Regions from separate parts of the Homo sapiens genome. Here all the other regions are linked to region 3. Evidence: chromatin loops called from intact Hi-C (ENCODE). Cell type or tissue: OCI-LY7. All regions are shown on one strand. Region 1 holds the start of RUBCNL (rubicon like autophagy enhancer). Region 2 overlaps LRCH1 (leucine rich repeats and calponin homology domain containing 1). Region 3 overlaps LRCH1 (leucine rich repeats and calponin homology domain containing 1).

Region 1 (4,000 bases), 210 kb before region 3:
AGGCTGGACATACTTATCCAAGAACTGCCTAAATTTTTACAATGACACACCATGCTAAATCTTCCATATTAGAAATTCCATATTTCTCTCCATACTAGAAATAATCGTTCCATATTAGAAATAAGAACGTAGATTTGGTAACAAGGGAAACTATTCAAATTTGCCAGTGCTATTATTTGTGTGCCTTCAGATGGGTGGGGAAAAAATGTGTCAGCAAGCAATGCAGCCTTTCTTTAGTTTTTTACTTATCCTCTAAAGATCATGCAAAAAAAAAAAAAAACCAACAAACGTTTACTCTTGGATGTTTAACCTTGGCTCCGACAGAATGTTCCTTGTATCAAAAAACAAGAACTCAGCCAACAATGTTTTTGTTGTTAAACGGTTGCATGAAGACTATGTCCAGTCAAATCTAACCCCTCACCCCGCTCCAAGGCTATGACCCTCAATTTTCATCAAAGTTCCTACCATCTCCCACTTTGTAAAGGCCCTAAAGAAGTTAATGAAGAAGGCAAAGTTCCTGTCCTCTGCTGTCACTCAGTAATGAGCAGTTTCATGTGGCAGTGCAGAAACTGGGGTTTGAGAAACAGAGGTGTCCTGACACTCTGGACCGGTAATCACGAAAACCCCAGCACTGCCATAAAGATGCTGTCTTAACTCGGCTCCAAACAAAGTTCTGTCGGCGGCCGGCAGTGTTTCAGTGGGCAGCAATGTGGTGATACCTTCACAGGATACTTTATAGGCTTCAAAACACTTCCCTCCCTCCAGGCCATTAACCTTCTAAACCACACAGTGGGGTATGGCTGGAGTATTCTCCCCCTGAGGCAAGGGAACTGAAGTTCAAGAAGGTTTCTTGACTTGCCAAGATCTCCCCGCTACTTTGGCTTTAAGAAACTGGGTCTAAGAAACTCAAGCTTACGGATTCTCTGTTCTCTGCGCGCTCCCACCACATCTTCAATTCAAAGATCCTTCCAAATTCCACAGAAATAACCCAGTAAGGGCAGCTCTTGAGTATACCTTTTCCTTTGAGTCTTAATTTTCACTCAAGGCGAAATAACCCCTCCTCTGAAAGTTCTCCACGTTTTCCAAGCGGACAGCATCAAGTTCGCAGGGGATCTGTATCAGTCTCAGCAGGTGGACTTCACAAGGGGCGGGTTGGGGGAACGCCCGCCTGACCGTGTCCGGCGTGGCGGGGGGTTGGGGGCGAGAAGAGTGGGGGTTGCTATGTAGGGCGCCCGGACCAAATAACACGCCGCGATTTCACACTCCAGCCTAGCTCAGTTATGTAGCCAAATGTTTTTCTGTCACCACATATCCACGACTTTGGCTGTGTTGAGGACGAAAACAGAGAAAAGACACTGATCCCAGAACACTGCGCCTGGGAGGACGCAGGGCGCAGGCTTTGTAGTCTCTGAGAATCGCCCTGCGTAAAAGTGTCCTGAGGTCCCGCTTCTGCGCCCTTCCCGGCCCAAGCCGAACACAGGGTCAACCTCACTCTACAAAGTCAACCGGATAGAAATCCGCCACCCCGCGAGGAGCCCCTTCCTACTGTCTCCAAGGGGTCCCCGACACTGCTCTGAGCGACCCTAAGATACCTGGGTGTCTCTGCTGGGCACAAACCTCTCTGGCGCCACTTCCACCATCCAACCTCTCCCGCGGCCCTCCCTTCCCTTTCTCCAACCACCCTCTCCACCCCGCGCCGCTCCCATCTCGCCCCCGGCCCCGCCAGCCTCACCCAGCCAAACCCGAGCGGTGGAACGCTGCGCTGGGTAAACGCCGCGCGTCGGGTCCTCCCTCGCGCGGCTCCGGGCAGCGTTCCGTGGCCACCGCGCTCCCGGTAACAGCAGAAAGGGGAGGGAGGAGAGCTACCGAGGAGGGGACAGCGACGCCCCGACGCCGCCACGCCCCCCGCCTCCCACACGGGGGCCACCGTAGCTCTCTAGAAGCTCCTCAGGGAAGCAAAGCGCCGTTCCCGCCGCAGGCACCGAGACGTCGCCCAGATGGAAGAAACTCTGGAGATGCGCGCTCCTACACCGGTGCCGCGGCGCCCGGGCCCAGCACCACGCACCTATGCGCGCCTCTGCCGGTCCTCCTAGAAATCCCGCCCTGCCTACCCGCGGCGCGAGACGCAACGACGCTTTCAGGGGTCAAAGACCTGGCAGAAATGACTTCCCAACCCCAGATGCCCCCAGCAGCAGTATTTAGCAGTCATACAATTGCCTGAAATGAAGAATGAGTAATCTGGATGAGTCGGCCCTGAAATCGACCTGCAACTTACCCGGAACGTGAGCTGTCTCTCTCTGACCTCTGCTGGCTGCTTCACCTGGAGTCTGAGTCCGACTCATGTAGCACTTCACTGTCCGCGTTAGTTTAGCCTTCACTGTCAGCAACTCGTCACCTTGTCCTCTTGCAGCGAAGGTTTGGAATCCCATCACGGGTGTGCAGTGGTTAGTCCTGAGATCATGGTGGTGCTAGGAGAACCTGCCAACCAATACAGAAAGTTGTCACGAATAGAAACCTAAGCTCTGGCCGGGTGCGGTGGTTCAAGCCTGTGATCCCAGCACCTACTTTGGGAGGCCAAGTCGGATGGATCACTTGAGGTTAGGAGTTCGAGACCAGCCTGGCCAACATGGTGAAAGCCTGTCTCTACTAAAAATATAAAAATTAGCCGAGCGTGGTGGCGGGTGCCTGTTATGCCGGCTACTAGGGAGGCTGAAGCAGGAGCAACCCGGGAGGCGGAGGTTGCAGTAAGCCGAGATCGCGCCATTGCACTCCAGCCTGGGCGACAGAGCAAGACTGTCAAAAAAAAAAAAAAAAAAAAACAGAAAGGAGAAGAAGGGAAGGAGGGAGGGAGGGAGGAAGGCAGGCAGGCAGGCAGGAAGGAACCCAAGGGAGGGAGGGAGGGAAGAAGGAAGGAAGGAAGGAAGGAACCTAAGCCAAGGAAGGAAGGAAGGAAGGAAAGCAAAGAAAGGAAGGAAGGAAGGGCGAAGGAAGGAAGGAATCTAAGCCAAGGAAGGAAGGAACCTAAGCCCAGGAAGGAAGGAAAGAAGGAAGGAAGGAAGGTAGAAGGAAGGAAGGAACCAAAGCCAAGGAAGGAAGGAAGGAAAGAAAAGTAGAAAGGAAGGAAGGAAGGAAGGAACCTAAGTCCCAGAAGGAAGGGAGGGAGGGATGGAGGAAGGAAGGAAGCTAAGCTCTCTCTCGCGGTGCCCTGACTTCTCCCGGGGAAGGACCTCTGAGCTGCCTGCACTGGTAATGACACGTAGGTGAACCGGTCCTGGCTTTCTTAGAAGATTCCCTGCTGCATAAAACCAAATCCCGTTGCACTTTCCTGGGTTCCTTGGCTTTGTCCTTTGTCATTTCCAGGATGGAGCAGAGGCACTGGTAATTTGGCTTTTACTTGCCTGGTACCTCTGGCATGGAGTGGCTAAACGGTGGCACCATGTACTAGTTGCTGCCATCTTCAGATAAAATATTGAATCAATATGACAAAAGTCAGATGAATACTAGCTGCCAATTACCCTGCTTCCCTTGGGGGCAGCCTGTTTGGAGCATAGACCAGCTTTGACCTGCAAGAACTCTGGATATTTGGAATATTTAAAATTCCAAATACAGTATCCCAGGAATTCAGGTCAGCTGAAGGCCGATTGGGAAGGGCTTACCTTAAATGAATCAGAAAGAAAAAGGTGTGGGTGTGTGCTAACATTTTTTGAGTATCGGCTATGTGCCAGGTACTTTTTCTTATTATTTTAAGCAAGTCTGTGAACATCCCTGAGAATAACAAATCATTTGTTCCCATTTCGCAAGGGGGAAATCTATGACTTAGGTTCAAATAACTTGCCCAAGGTCACAGAGCTAATAGGTAGCACAGTTAGGCTTTGAAGGCAGGTGTATCTGACACCAAACCCTATGTCCAATTTCCACCATACTACCAGCAAGATGGAAGAATAATGAAATAAAGGGACCAGGCAAGAGCCAGTTTCAGGAATACTTAAAGGGAAAGAGG
Region 2 (4,000 bases), 72 kb after region 3:
GGAGTAGGCTAGACACTTAGGTTTGTGTAAGTACTTTCTGTGATATTCACACAATAACACAATGGCATGATGAAGCATTTTAAAGAAGGTATCGTTGTCATTAAGCAACACGTGGCTGTAAAATCGAGCTGAGCACACCTATGCTCTCTATGGTCACCTCCTCGCTGCTTTGTTACATTAGTGGCTAGGTGAGGTTTAATCTTTATATATGGATGTGGTGTTGGGCTAAGCATTTTCACATCTATAATGTCGTGTTAGGTAGGTCTTATTGTCTCTGTTTTATAGCTGAGAAAACCAGAGAGATTAAATGATTTACCTGATTTGTGGCAAATCATCTCTATGGTATTTGAACCCAGGTCTTAAAATTTCACAACAGGTGGCCTTTCTCTCTTTATCTCTTACTTAAAAATTGGCTTAGTCTGGGAGGGGCAGTCTCTTGACAATCTGAAAGGTTTTTACAATTGGTGACTTTTCTGCCACACCAAGCAGCCAATTGAGTGAGTAAATTTGTTATATAAATTTTTCTATAAATTATTTTCTAAGTGAAAATAATTTTCTGTATTCTGTTAAGTGAATCCATTCACTGAAAATACAGAGGTATATTCCAGTAGAATTTAAAAATGTGGGTATTATGCTCTGTTAATAAAATCACCTGTAAGAACATAGCATGTCTTTATAATCACATATCTTAAGGAAAATAACCTTTTGATAAACCAATAATAAATAATATCAGATACTAAGATTGAGACTCAAACTATGGACATCAATAAGTGCCATAGTCAAAATACATCAAAATAATACTCTAAAAGTAAAACCAGAAAAAGTGATTTGGTTTGTAAATTCCTTAATTTAGGAGTTAAGTGAGGGATAGTGGTACTTGAAGCCAAGATAAATGTATCCTGCAAATTTAGGCTGCCAAGAATGTTTAGATTATATTGAGCTGCCTTATTTCATCTTGAAATGATGAAATAGACAAATGAATCCAGCAGGAAGTCATTTAACTGAAAAAGATGGAAGATGAAGCATTCACAATAATATGGATCTGGTAAAAGCCCACTGCCTTCCCTCTCTTTCTCTTTCCTCCCCACCCTGATCTTCAACCCAGACTCTGCAGGGACAGTGACAAAGAGACAGGTTTGGGGTAGGGGTGGGGGTGTAGACTTGGCTCTGGTGATGTAGCTTGTCGGATACAATATGGCCTTATTTTCAAACGTTCTTTCAGCACAGAGCCAGTTTATAGCACCAAGGCTGCAGAAGACCAGGGGTGTAGGATAGTGGATTGTGGCCTGAGGCACTTACTTGCTTGAGAAAAATTGCTGCCAGAAGAGTGGTTTCAAAAAGCTGAGGCTGCTGCTGTGGTTGCTAGTGGGTAGAGGATTAAAGGGAATGCAGCTTTTCCTCTCCTGTCTAAATATTTGCTGGAGAGCAAATGGGCTTTTGTGTGCCTGTGTATTTCCTTTTTCTATTGGGGAAATTACAAGTAATACAGGAACATCCTGTGATAAAATATATGAAGTAGAGGCTGAGGGAGCAGAGAGATGAAGTCGAAGAAATGTGCCCCAGGTCTGTGGCCTGCTGTACGGTGACTAAATTCTTAGCATGGTGAATTGGTAAGTCTACAGATGATTAACTACAGTGTAAACAAGACATATATGGAACATAAATATGAGATAGGCCATTCCATCAGCAGCTTTTAGTGTAAAAAGCATCCGTTCCCCTCAAAGAGACCATGAATGTTTTCACAAGCTTAAATTTTATTTTATTTTAAGTAAGTACCCACTCTGGAAGATTTCCAATGAGAATAAACCCATGTAATCTCAAATACTCACGCATCTGAATGAGCAGAACTTTCTTTGTGTTTCTCAAAGTAGTATGATACATGACTCTCCCAGTTCCATATCTGCTAATCTGGTTAGATCCCTGCACCAACTAGTGAGACGGATAACTTAGAGTGTAACTCTGAGTTTCCAGGCAAAGAAATGTAGGAAAGATCTTAACTTGTATTTGTTAACTCTGCTAAAAATAGGAATGTAGAACTTTCTTGAAAATACTAATCTTTGTTCTCATTATCCCTCTTCAAAAGGAGGTTTACGTATGGCTCCAAATAAATAGACTTGCCTTATTAACATTTTTATTTGCCGATCCTCACTTTATAAAATTGCATATTAACAAATATTTTATAACCACAAGTTACATTTCAAATTATTTGCTTGCCACCTTTTAATAAACTGAGTTCTCTTTTCTGAAGGAGCCTTTTTTGGAGCTTGAAAAAAGCCCTCACAGCAGGGTAACAGGAAGACCCCCTCCTCCAGCCAAAAGAGTCCCACTGAGCCCCTGCTGGTGAGAGAGAGCCTTGGGAGGGATGTGAGAGGCAGAAACACAGGCTGCTGGCCCTAGCTCCTCCCTTCCACCGTCCCCAGAGACCAGGAGAGAGTGCCAGTGCGGGCCCATTGCCCTTATTCTCTTGGTCCAATCCTGCTAACTAGGGAAAGTGAAGAGCTGGTTGGTCTTTTGCAAGCCAGGAACCTACCAGGAGGGCACTCAATCTCCTCCCTCCTTCTGCTGGACCCTCTTAAAGAAAAATCTGCCTCTTTCTGGAAATAGCTTTTTCCATGGGTCTGCACAATGGAGAGAAGATATGACTGTATCTCTTCTTGCTAAAACATAGTTACATGGGTAATTGAGTGCCCTGGAGCAGCAGAGATATCAAGGTGTTGACAAGGCCGTGCCCAGATTAGAAAGGTTCTTTCCACAGCACAGCACCTGCTTTTTCTGAGCTCATCAGGTAGAGCTGCCCTTCAGTTAACCAGATTTCTGCTCCCTCATATGGAGGAGAGTCAAACTTCTAATTGAAGAATGACATATATTCAGAAAAGTGCACAGATCATAAGTATACATCTCAAAGAATTTTCATGTTCTCACTCATAGGTGGGAATTGAACAATGAGAACACTTGGACACAGGAAGGGGAACATCACACACCGGGGCCTGTCGTGGGGTGGGGGGAGGGGGGGAGGGATAGCATTAGGAGATATACCTAATGTAAATGACAAGTTAATGGGTGCAGTACACCAACATGGCGCATGTATACATATATAACAAACCTGCACGTTGTGCACATGTACCCTAGAACTCAAAGTATAATTAAAAAAATAAAAAATAAAAAATAAAGAATTTTCACAAATAGGAGCACTCGTAACACATATCCAGGTCACATTTATCATTTTATAATGATGTTTCTTTCCTGATGATAAAAGCACTTGTAGAAAGTTTGGAAAATACATCAAAGTATAATAATGGAAATAAAAACCATCCATTGTACCTATACCCGAAGAGGAGTACCGATAGTATTTTGGTGTATTTCCATTCTGTCTGTCTCTCCCCCTCACATACACAGATACATGCATGTCTATAAATACACTCACACAGGAACACAGCTTCTGAAACTTTATGCATGTGTGTGCAAACACACAGCAGTTTTATTAAATAGTTACACTGAATGACATACAGATTTTTAGATATTTCACTCTGTGGTTGTTGGCTTCAACACCAGAAGGGCAGAGAAAGAAAGGGAAACTGAAACCCATCTGTCTTTTTGCTTGGTAGCAGGAAAAAGGGGCTTTTTGTGGGGGAGGAGATTGAAATAAATGGCTGACATATAAATAAGGATGGTTCGTAGATTTTATTTATCTAGTATTTTCCATCTCCATGAAAACTAAGCATTGATGATAGAAAGTTCAGAAACTTCTGGGTAGAGACCCTCTTCTTGTAGAGCAGAGATGAGACATCAACTTAGACTTTTTTGGCTGCTCTGTGGAACTAAACCCCTCTGGGCTGCAGTTCCACTTTGCCAGAAGACCAACTTTCCTTTCTTTCTCTTTTAGTTAGCTCTCTTGCAGATACCAAAACAGACTTAAACTGTAGCAACCCTTGTTTTAACAAAAGGAAGCTGAGTCAAAATGTTGGAAATGAGCCCGGTGGTTTTGTGAGTTGCAGCAAAA
Region 3 (4,000 bases):
AGATCCCTTCATTCTCGCATTGGTATTAAAAATCAATATAGACCATGATTTTGGGTTTATGGCTTCTGTAAGTTTGTGAGGTTTCTCTACCTAAAATTCCCTTACCACCTGTCCTCCTATGTCCCTTCCCTCTACAGTCTCCACCTGTTCAAATCCCCATGTCCCTTCAGGACACGGGTCCCAGCCTCTGCCCCAATGTAGCCTTTCCTGCTTGCCTTTAAACTGGGAGTAATATCCTCCTTTGGATTACTAGCCCTGTATTTATAGCTGTTTTGAAACCCTATGGAAGTGTAGGCTTTGAATCATCAAAAAGTATTAAGTGATGTTCAGTACTTCCATTTACTCAGTACTAAAGTTCATCAGTGTATTTTCAAACATTTTTCAACAAGACTTGAAATAAAAAAAAAGTTTTTCCTTAAGAGGTTTTTTCTTTCTTTCTTTCCTTTTTTTTTTTTTTTTTTGTCCATTTGACATCTGAATCCTGAATTGACTAGACAAATTTGGTTTTTCTAGTCAGTGGTTAACTGGGACATGCCATTCTTCAAACATTTCTAGGAATCCCAATACCTAGTAGCTGATTCGGTCGTGCTGGAGAATACAAAGGCAGTAATCAAAGAGCCTACACAGAGAGACACTGAATTTTAGAACCAGGATAAATCAAAGTGACTTTAGTGAAACGTCACCACGATCTGACGTGATCTGAATAAACCACAATCTCAGAGAGTGAGGATATGTTTTGAGTAAATTTGTTCTGTGTGTTGGCGAGAGTGGCTGCCTAGTTAACCGTGGGCAGGTCTGTGAGTTTGCGGCATGCCCCTTCGTTCCAGCTGCTTGCTGATAGGCTGGCCCAGGCGGGATCCATCCTTCTGATCGCCAGGTCCTGATGAGGCTGGTGCCACCACTACATCCATTCCAGGGAGACTCCCAATCTCTGTCAGTTTCTTCTGCTTTTCTGAATTCTAAACTCACTCTGATCTGATTTCATTATTTGTCTGTTGTGGTAGCTTTGGTGAAGTTGGACCACAAATAATGATATAGAAGAAAAAATGAACTTTTTTTCTTCTTTCCTGTGTCCTTTTATCAGGTATCATTTCCTCTATAAAACTAATTTTAAGTTGATAGAGTCTTAGGTCTATAGCCACTGTTGAATGCACCTAATCAGGCCATCTCCTTGAACTAGAGAATGTTTGCATCATAGGATAGATACCAGGTTCCCTGAGAGGTGGGTACCAGGTGCCTGGGAAGTGAAGTAACTTGCCAAGAACAGAGAGCCAGGGAGTGACATTGCAGGCATTTAAGCCTAGGCAGTCTGAGTCCCGAAAACAAGTCAAGACATTTATTGTCTTTCCATTTCTTACCCATGTTCTTACTGTTTTGCCTGGACTCCTCTTTTAATCTCAGTGAAAAAAAAAAAAAAAGTACATATTTAACAACTGAAGAAAATAAACAGAGACTGTAGTAAATTTCCAAGCTAATAGCAAGTTATGTAAAAAATACTACTTGCTGATGAGGTTTGTAAGAACCTCCTAGAACCTTATAGAACAAGTGTGGAATACTTGTTTTCTGCTAAGGGCTATTGACCCCAAGAAAATTCAATGAAGCGATCTTTGCAAAATAGTAAATGATTTTTCTTTGTCTCCCTGCAGAAGCAAAGAGGCTTAGACCTCTAGCCACTGTTGAATGCACCAAATCAGGCCACCTCCTTGAGCTACACAGAATGTTTGCATTATAGGATAGGTGCCAAGTGCCCTGGAAGGTTGGTGGAGAGAGAGATGACTTCCAGCTGAGATTGTACAGTAGAATTTAATATTTAAAGTTTCTCGATTTGACGGGGCTGAATTAGTTCATATGAGTTCATAAGTAGGAACTGCTTCGCTTAATTTTGGTGAATAAAATATCCTGGCTGCAAAATACAAAAAAGAAAGTCACCCTCATTTTCAAATGTATGGTTAGTGCTTTCCATAGAAAACATATGGCTAAATGTGTGTGTTTTTTTAATTTAGCTCTGAAATGTGAAGACTGTAATAAGATCTAGTAACAAGAGCGCAGTTTAGAAAAACCTGATTGACTCTAGTTTATGTAACTATACAGGCTATATAAAGAAAGTCTCATAAATGAACTTCATCTAAAGAGTGTGGCAGCTATAACCTTCTCCAACTTTCAGGCTCTGGGTGTTCTCCTAGCTTCTTCTGAGTTTATAGTCTTTATGTAATTATTAATACCATGATGATCATTCTGGGGTTTGCTTTTTGCCCTGGTCACTTTAGGTTTAATTTTATTCCATTCCTGGTCATTTATAGTTTTGTTCTGTCATCTCCCCATACCCATCGAGAACCCTATTCTCCTGTGGCAGACTTTAATGAATGTAACCGCAGATTATGTGTTTTCTTTCTTTGGTGAACTTAGAGGATGCATAGGCCAGGTGCCAAGTGTTAGAAGAAACCATACCTTTCCTGATGGTGCTGCATGGCTAGCCTACCCCGACCATGCAGTAAGTGACTTCCTCACCGCTGATGTGGCAGACCTGCTCTGCATCTCCACAGGGTTTCTGGGTTCTTTTCCAGGCTGTTTCCATATTGCACACTCAGACTGGGTAGGAAAGCAGGCAGGGCACAGTTTTATATGTACGTCAGCATTTTCACTTGGTGATGGATATAAGCTAACTTTTGTAGCTCTCCTAGGTTTATTACTGACATCTGTTCCCCCCTGAGCATATCCAGCTGGGGCTGAAGCCACATCTGCACTTTAAACTTCCATCTACCTTTATGTTTTCAATGTAATTTTAGATTTCATTTGTTTTTAATTGTGAACTCAGAAGAGATGAGTTCCAGCTATGACTCAGTGTGAGTTCCTATGTCATAATTCTACATTTCTGGAGTGCTTACACCTGACAGGAATAAACTCAAGGAAACAAAAAGAACAGGAAAGGCCTTAGGCACATACTGGTTGTTCTAGATGTGGAGTTCTGCTGGCAACTGCCACAGAGTGAAATTGGCCACATGGAATCCAAAGCACGGCCTCACATTGTTTTTTTTTTTTTGAATATTTTATGTAAGACAGGGATGTTAAAGGTAGAGGAAGTAATTAAGAATGGCAGCTATGTCTTTAAAATTAAACACATCGGTCATAACTTTAATGAAGGTGTAAAAGTGTTTTTAGTTTTAAACAGGCAAAAAGGCTTTTAAATACAAGTAACCAGTTTTGAGACTTTAAAAAGCAGAAGTTTTTCATGCCAGTGCTTCCTATTTTAGTTTCAAAGGAAAGGAGGAGGAGCTGAGGTTTGGATGGTTATCATAGATGAGGGAGTTGACATGATCAAAAATGTTTTTTTCCCTGGGAACACATCTTGAGTGCTTATCTCTTCTAATAGATAAAGGGCTGGTGAATTTTGAATGTTTCCTGCAGCTCTGAAGAAACACTGTGATCCTAATGAACACCGAGGAAAGCTTGTATTGCAGCCCTAAATATTACCTGCTTCAAGGAGGCAGCATGTTTTGGTACAGTCTGATCATGACTATAAATCAAAGCATCTTTACTTCTCCAGGGAGATAAAAAAAATCATGTGTTACTTTATAAGGATCTTGTAGTTGCAGTATGTCTGTCAGATGTTTCCATTTTTATGATTTAAGACACTTGGTGCTGCTATGAATAGCAAATTGGAAAAATTGGGCATTTTTTAAATTTTGAATTTTATCTTAGCATATATCTGGAAATGAAATAGCGATCTTGGAACAGAGACATCTTTGTTAGAATATGAAAGAATGTCAGTGAATTCTAACTTGAAGCTACATTGAGATGACATGTTAAAGGCATGAATAGACAAAGGGAATGATTTTCAGGAAGTGCCTTCTGGAGACTGTGGGAAATCCCGTCATGGGTAGAGGAACAGCTTGCGATTGGATCAAAGTCACGCAAAGTTACGCAGGTGGTAGATGCTGGTAGTCAACATGGCTAGGTCCATGGCAATCGATCATTTGCCCAGCATTTTGCCTGCTGAATT

Evidence for each region. Hi-C counts contacts between places; a loop is a spot of excess contacts. Peaks named below come from ENCODE experiments on the same cell type or tissue, not always from the same donor. Only the 100,000 strongest peaks of a DNase experiment are listed, where the experiment ranks them.
Region 1: it touches region 3 in a loop (6-fold over the local background); 2 of 110 quality-filtered maps call a loop at or near these places.
Region 2: a loop joins it to region 3, with 2.3 times the contacts of the local background. A loop is called at or near these places in 18 of 110 quality-filtered maps.

What each region holds. Positions count from the first base shown.
Region 1 is chr13:46,385,402-46,389,401 of GRCh38, forward strand. It overlaps RUBCNL (rubicon like autophagy enhancer), which reads right to left and starts at 1,851. Exons shown (of 15, transcript NM_025113.5): 1 at 1,733-1,851. RefSeq lists enhancers at 1,618-1,707, 2,088-2,367, 2,398-2,497, 2,518-2,627. In OCI-LY7, CTCF peaks have their summits at 2,323 (motif pointing left), 3,425 (motif pointing left) and 3,628; DNase peaks (open chromatin) are centred at 670, 1,370, 2,240, 3,340 and 2 weaker places; H3K4me3 peaks cover 4,000 bases; H3K27ac peaks cover 4,000 bases.
Region 2 is chr13:46,664,533-46,668,532 of GRCh38, forward strand. All of the region lies in intron 2 of LRCH1 (leucine rich repeats and calponin homology domain containing 1), which reads left to right. Among named protein-coding and RNA genes, the nearest start is that of LRCH1, 110 kb to the left of the region's middle. RefSeq lists enhancers at 2,925-2,974, 3,490-3,709, 3,770-3,819. In OCI-LY7, CTCF peaks have their summits at 2,338 and 2,541; DNase peaks (open chromatin) are centred at 2,359, 2,759 and 3,589; H3K4me3 peaks cover 1,945 bases; H3K27ac peaks cover 3,235 bases.
Region 3 is chr13:46,592,841-46,596,840 of GRCh38, forward strand. The region is part of intron 1 of LRCH1 (leucine rich repeats and calponin homology domain containing 1); the gene reads left to right. Among named protein-coding and RNA genes, the nearest start is that of LRCH1, 42 kb to the left of the region's middle. RefSeq lists a silencer at 2,547-2,596. In OCI-LY7, no CTCF peak of the experiment used is centred here; DNase peaks (open chromatin) are centred at 731, 1,715, 2,451 and 3,489; H3K4me3 peaks cover 4,000 bases; H3K27ac peaks cover 4,000 bases.